Linked DNA regions of Mus musculus: region 1 is linked to region 2. Evidence: chromatin contacts called from ENCODE Hi-C or POLR2A ChIA-PET data. All regions are on one chromosome and are shown on one strand. Each heading gives the region's core, a stretch centred on a gene start or an enhancer-like site at or near the end of the contact. The rest is flanking DNA. Distances are from core to core; before and after follow the strand shown.

Region 1 (3,238 bases), core at 194-2,693, 950 kb after region 2:
AGAGTGGGAAGAAAGAAAGGAGAGAGAGATGAAGTGATGAGAAGCTGCAAGGGAAAAGAGGGAGGGGACAGGCGGGAGGATGGTGAGGGGTGGGCCTAGAGGGGAACAGCAGGTAGAAGGAGGATGAGAGTGAAGAGATGGATGATGAAAATGTGAGGTAGGGGTGGAAAGAGCGGTGGAGGTGCAGCGAGGGGGCGGGATCTACATGAAGTTGAAAGGTGTGTGGCTATGTACAAGGCCTGAAGAAAAGCAGGCAGGGGGGTAGGTGTGGATCAGAGGGTGCTGGGGCGGTGTCAAGAGAGGACACTAGAGGGGACCGGTGGAGGGCCCCGAGGGGTGGTACCTATATGCAGCTGAGGGTAGGTGTGGGGCAGAAAGGAGAGGGGGGGGGGGAGTCCTGTAGTGGAGGAGCTAGGGGGCGGGACCTGATCCAGAAGGGTAAAGTTAGGGGCAGAGGGAGAAAGCTAGGGGGCGTGGCCCATATGCAACTGATGGTAGGTGTGGGCAGATAGAGTAGTGTGGGCAGGGGGGGATAGGCAAGAACCTGAAGAGAAAGGAGCCAGAGGCGGGGCCAAGAGAATCAGCCACAGGGGTGGAATCTATGATAGAGGGATGAACAGCAAGCCAGGCTTAATGCAGAAAAGGCAGCTGCCTGGGCCTGCAGAGCAAGCAGGGGGCGGGGAATGATGCAGAGGGAGGAGCCATAGGGCGGGTCGCCAAAGCTACAAAGTAGTCAAGGGGTGGAGCCTGTGAGGGGGAGGGGGAGTCTGCAGAAGAGTCGAGGGCTGAGCCTAGTTAAGGGGGCGAGTCTGCAGATCGGAGAGGCGTGGCTTGATGCAGAGGGAGGGCGGGGCTGCCGCAGCGGGGCGTGTCCTGATGTGCCAGGGGCGGGCCCTGATGCAGAGGGAGGGGACGGGGCGGCAGGGGCGGCGCCTGCAGAGCACCCGGGGGGCGGGGCCGGGAGCGCGAGCGAGGGGCGCACGCCGTAGGGGGTGCAGCGGTCCCGGGACAACGGCCGGTGCAAGGGGGGGGGGGGGGGAGGGGGCGGGGCGGGAGTCCGCAGGGTCCCTGGGACAGTCTAGGGGCGCGAGGGCCGCGGCCCTGTCGTGCCTACCTGTCAGACGGATCTTGATGCTGGAGCCGTTCCTACGGGTCCCGGGGTTCGACATCTCCCGCCAGCGGCCGGCCGGCCTCGGATCCAGTGCCGCCGCCCCCCAGCCCGGCCCGGCCCGGCCCCGCCGCCGCCTCAAGGTTACGGCCACGGGCTGGGCGCCGGGGTCCGAGCCGGGACGCCGAGTGCGCGGCGCAGGCGTTGGGCCGGAGACCACGGGCTGGAACCGTAGAACCGAGCGCTCGGCCGCGCCGCCGCCAGGAGCCGCCCCTGGCTGGCCCAGCCCGGAGCCGCCGCGCTCGCAGCCGGACGCCCGCCGCCCTCGCTGCTTCCGCCGCCGCCTCCCGAGCTGCGCGCGCCCGCCGCCTTGCCGGCCCGGCCCTGCGCGGCCTCGCGCTTGCGTGTGTGCGTGCGTGCGCGCGCCCGAGCACGGCGCTACGCGGACCGCGCTTGTCCTGGGCGCGCGCAAGGGGGTCTGGGGGAGCTGCAAGGTTCCTGCAGCCGGCGGGGAGCCTTGAAACAGACACCACCGTGGCCACCACCGCCCCACACACGTAGACGACACACACGCACACACAAGCGGCGCAGTCGGAGCTGGTTCTTAGTCACAATCTCAGAACCAACTGATTTGCTTGTGCGACGATTTGGGGGAACCGATTGTTTCTTCAGTGTCGGACTTTTCAAAGCTCCTGATGGAAGCCAGGGTGTTGCATGAAACCCCAAGAACCGTGCGCGCGTGCGCGCGTGGGTACACACTAGATCCTGCAAGTTCCAAGGGAAGACTTCCCGCAGTGATCGAGTGTCGGATGTGCCCTGTGCAACTGGTGTATTCGATTGACAAAGTGGCTAGACTCAGAGGAAGTGCGGCATATGGACCAGCTAAACAAGATGAAGGATGTAAATGGAGAGGTGGTGGTTTTGTGGATAGGAACCTGCATGCAACTGAACTAACCCAGAGAAGTAAGCAGTCGGGTTTTCGAGTCCCTGCCTTCTGATGAACCCACCCCCAAACCCCCAGAGTGTCAGGCCGGTAAAAAGTAAAAGCCGGGCTTTCTTTCCCCAGCAAGCAAACCAATCTCTATGGTAACGCATTCTAGAGAGGAAATAAAAGGTTCTTGAAAAGGCTGCGTATATTTACCAAACTCCCATCCGACCTGAACTTAATTCACTTCATGGGCAGACTCTATGGTTCTTCCTTAGAACCAGCTACCCACAGCGTTTGACCACCCTCTTTGGAGACAGGGGCTCATCTGTAGCTGAGGCTGACCTCAAAACTGTGATTCCCCCTACTCAGCCTCCGGAGCGCAGGGATTACAGGCTTGTACCTGTTCTTGTCCTAGGCAGTTTGGTTTTATGAGCCTGTGCAGCCCAGACTATTTAATAATGGAGGGAAAATATCTTAAGAATAGGATCGTGTATGGGCAACGGTTAATCCAGACTCTAACTCTGCTTCCATTTCTAAGCCGTTGTCGCTGAGAGCGAGACCCTAGGTTGGAATAAATCCATTTAGGAGTCTTTGATTGGTGTTGGGAGAATAGCACCATTGGTAAGGTGTTCGATGGTGCAAGCACAAGAAGCTAAGTTTTGTGAGGCTTTTTTTTAGATATTTCTGTTACCTATATAGGAGTGTTTTGTGTGCGTGTTTGTATGTGTGCATCACAAGGTGCTGGATCTGGAGCGGGTGTTTGTGAGCCACCGTGTGGGTGCTGGGAACTGAACTTAGGTCCTCTGGAAGAGCAACGTGTGCTCCTAACTGTTCAGCATCTCTCCAGCCCCACGGTACAGGTGTGCTGGTGAGTTTGAGTGATCCCAGCCCCCTGGGAGGCAAAGACAGAAGGATCCCTGGGACTAATAGGCCAGTAAGCCTCCATGAATCAGGAACCCTATGCCAGTGAGAGACTCTGCCACCAGAAAAAATGGAGCTGGGGGATAAACAGTGGAGAAAAACTGAAGTTAACCTCTCTCTCTCTCTCTCTCTCTCTCTCTCTCTCTCTCTCTCTCTCTCTCTCTCTCCCCCTGCACTTCTCTCCTTCCCTCCTTGCCCTGTCATTCTCTTTCTCTGTATCCTCAGCCATACCTCCCTTCTTTCTCATTCCTCTTCCCTCCACCTTCACCCACTCACACACA
Region 2 (3,348 bases), core at 18-2,517:
AATTGCACCAAGTTGGTTCGGGAGCACTTGGGCTGACAGCCTCTAAATAGGGCTTTTTTTTTTTAAGATTTATTTATTTATTTATTTATTTATTTATTATATGTAAGTACTTATTTATTTATTTATTTATTTATTTATTTATTATATGTAAGTACACTGTAGCTGTCTTCAGACACACCAGAAGAGGGCATCAGATCTCATTACGGGTGGTTGTGAGCCACCATGTGGTTGCTGGGATTTGAACTTCGGACCTTCAGAAGAGCAGTCGGGTGCTCTTACCCACTGAGCCATCTCACCAGCCCCTAAATAGGGCTTTGATCTGCTTGCAACAAAACACAGTTCTAGGCATGTTTTGAGGAAGTTGCCACTGTCAACTCGGAGTAAAAAAAAACGCTTATAACTTCGATTTTGGGTGCTCCCTTCGGCAGCACATATACTAAAATTGGAATGATACAGAGATTAGCATGGCCCCTGTGCAAGGATGACACTCAAATTCGTGAAGCGTTCCATTTTTTTCCAACGTTTATCCTAGACACAGTGAAAAACTATTTCATTCTAATGTTTACCCTAGATAGAATGATTCTACTAGAGTTCGACTATGATACCTGAATATACACCTAAAGCACTCTTAACTCCTACCATCACAGAAATGCTTGCACATAAATCTTTATTGCTACATTAATGACATTAGCCACAAGCTGGAACCAGCATAGATATCAACCAAACAGTTTAGTGGATAGAAATGTGTTAAAACACAATGAGATTTTAGTTAGCCGGAAGGAAAAATAAAGTAACAGTAACATTTCCAGAAAACAAAACATCAATTTTGGGGAAAACAAGAAAAAAGAAAAAATTAACTTTGTGAAGCGCCTCCAAGTTTTTAGTTTTGTTTCATTTTCCCTCTTTTGGGAGCTCTGTCCTACCAATCTGGCTCCACCTTTGCAATCGAAGATTCCAAGAGAGGAGTCAAGTTCGATCTTAATTGCCCAGACCTGACGCGATGGGAAAGACTTTCAAGCCGGGCGGAGGGATTAACCTGGGACCTCCGTTGCCAGGACGGGCTGCGGCATCAGGGGCCGGGCACGGAGCAGGCTCGCGGCCCCTTCGGCTTACCTCTCCCTCGCGCGGCCCGAAACGGGGGTTGTAGATGAAGAAGCTCAGCAGCGCTGGCGGGAACTGCTTCTCCTGGGCCGCCCAAGCACCCGGCCCGGCCGCGGCTGCCGCCATCCCGGCCCGGCCCCCGTTTCGGGAGGCTCCCCTCCGCCCGCTCCGAGGCAGCAGCCTTAGGGAACACCGCACTTCCGCCTCGCTAGCCGGCGGCCCGGAAGAGCTCGAAACTGACCCAGAAGAAAAACCTGCAGTGCCCAGTCCCTCTCTGATAGGTCCGTGTGGAACCAGTTCCCTCGTGTTTATTGGGCTGGAGTGTTTTCAATTATATCAGCTCTCAGCTGGCTGTCATGGCTAAAGGCGAAGACCACGAATTTCAAGAGAAATGTAACAATGGATTGGGGTGGGGGGGGTGTTGTTTCTTTTCTTTTGTTTGTTTGTTTGTTTGTTTGTTTGGATAGGGGTTCACTATGTACACCAGGTTGGCCTCTAACTCACAGAGATCCTCATGCCTCAGCCTCCTGGGTGCTGGCATTAAAGGCGTCATGGATACGGTATTTTTTAAGTGTGAAAAAACGTTTAGGGGAACACATTTTTCTTGAAGGTAGCCAGTTTACATCTGTTGTTGGTTGGTTTTTGGTTTTGTTGTTGTTGTTGTTGTTGTTGTTGTTGTTGTTGTTTTACATTTATTTATTTGTCCTCCAGGGAGGGGGATGTCCTGGCACGTGTATGAAGGTCAGAGGACAACTTGTTGAAATTGCTTCTCCCCTTCAGCACCACATAAACTGGGTGTGGCTGGCACGCCCTGGTGTGGTGGAGGCAGGAGGATCATAAGTCAAGGTCAACCTCGAATATATAGCACTTTTACTTACATCAATTATAAGCAATGGACTATAAGCAAAAGCAAAAATGTCCAAATTTACCTTGCCACAGAACTGGAGAGATGGTTCTACAATTAAGAGCACTGGCTGCTTTCACTAAGGACCTGGATTTAGTTCCAGCTCATAATGGCCAATAACTCCAGCTGCAGGGCATCTGATGCCTCTTTTGGCCTCTGTGGGCACTTGCTCAAATGTGGCACACATAAATTCATGCAAGCACACATATACGTATAAAATAAATCAATCCTTTTTTTTTTAATCTACCCTATCACCAACAAAGCTGATTTTCTTGGAACAAGTGAAAACCTGTAAATCTATAGTCTTCTCAGTGAATAAATCAACAGGCCTAGTGGAAAATATCCTGTCGATTCAGATTTCATCTGTCTTCTAAAGTGTTTGTGAGGTAATCCTATACCCTAGCCGTTACAGAAGAGATACGGGGTAGGTTTTTGCTTGAAATTGGATTCGTGAGCAGTCGTTTACGCAACACTAAACTGTAGTTGCTACACAGAACTATGTAAGCATGCAAATCGACAAGTGTTTCCCATACGTGCTTCATTTTCATTTTGATACAGAAAGAACTATTTTGAAAATCTATAGGTTCTCTAGGCATGGGGGCACAGGCGCTCAGGGTGTTGAAACAGGTGCATTACCAGCTATAAGATAGTCTGAGCTACAGAATGAGTCCCTGTCTCAAAAACAGTTTTGTTGTTCCTATAAGCAAATAAATCAGGGTCTCACATAGCCTGGCTTCAGGATCGATATGTAGTCAGGAATGGCCTTGAATTCCTGATCCTGATGTTTTGACTTCCAAATTCTGGGATTTCCAATGTGCACCACCAGACTCAACCATTAAGCCACCCACAAAGCTGGCTTTAGTGTCAAGTCCATTTAATCCCAAACTACTTCACCAAGCTACAAGCTAAGACTGTAGTTAGATTTAAAAAAAAAATAGTTCAAATTAAAGCCAGTGTTGCAGCCTTATTTTATAAACAAGCAAGACGAAAATAAAAAGAGACTTAGTTTTTCAGTTATGGAAAACATATTGCAATCTAGACCTTCATTTTAAAGTCACAATATTCCACTCCATGCTGAGAACATATTTTGTTGGTCATTTGCAGAGCTGGTGGAAATAGTCAAGTCTAGCATGAAAACAAAGCTCTTTGTATTCATGGTGACTCCTCTGGCTGATAGACTGGCTAGAGTCTTCCTGTGTTGGTCCTGGAGTTGCTACATTTAAAGTTTTCCCTCAGTCCAGAAAACTACAAGAAAGTCAAAACTGAGGAGAAATGTGAGAAACAAATTTATACAAGACATGCAAGTGTGTGTGAGAGTGTATCAGTAAGTGTCCATGCCACAG

What was found. Hi-C counts contacts between places; a loop is a spot of excess contacts on that map. ChIA-PET counts read pairs that join two places held with the same protein, here RNA polymerase II (POLR2A).
Region 1: a map of T-helper 2 cell shows a loop between it and region 2 (5-fold over the local background). The contact joins the promoter of Smurf1 here to the promoter of Ccz1 in region 2. A Hi-C loop is called at or near these places in 1 of 37 maps with a recorded cell type or tissue (T-helper 2 cell). POLR2A ChIA-PET finds 5 or more read pairs at or near these places in 1 of 5 experiments (Patski).

What each region holds. Positions count from the first base shown.
Region 1 is chr5:144,964,387-144,967,624 of GRCm38, forward strand. It overlaps Smurf1 (SMAD specific E3 ubiquitin protein ligase 1), which reads right to left and starts at 1,444. Exons shown (of 18, transcript NM_001038627.1): 1 at 1,115-1,444. The coding sequence starts at 1,169.
Region 2 is chr5:144,013,586-144,016,933 of GRCm38, forward strand. Ccz1 (CCZ1 vacuolar protein trafficking and biogenesis associated) reads right to left here and starts at 1,268. Exons shown (of 15, transcript NM_177682.3): 1 at 1,114-1,268. The coding sequence starts at 1,227. It overlaps Gm24311 (a small nuclear RNA gene), which reads left to right and starts at 413; the gene lies at 413-516. It overlaps Gm33427 (a long non-coding RNA gene), which reads left to right and starts at 1,574. Exons shown (of 2, transcript XR_377194.2): 1 at 1,574-2,391; 2 at 3,110-3,348.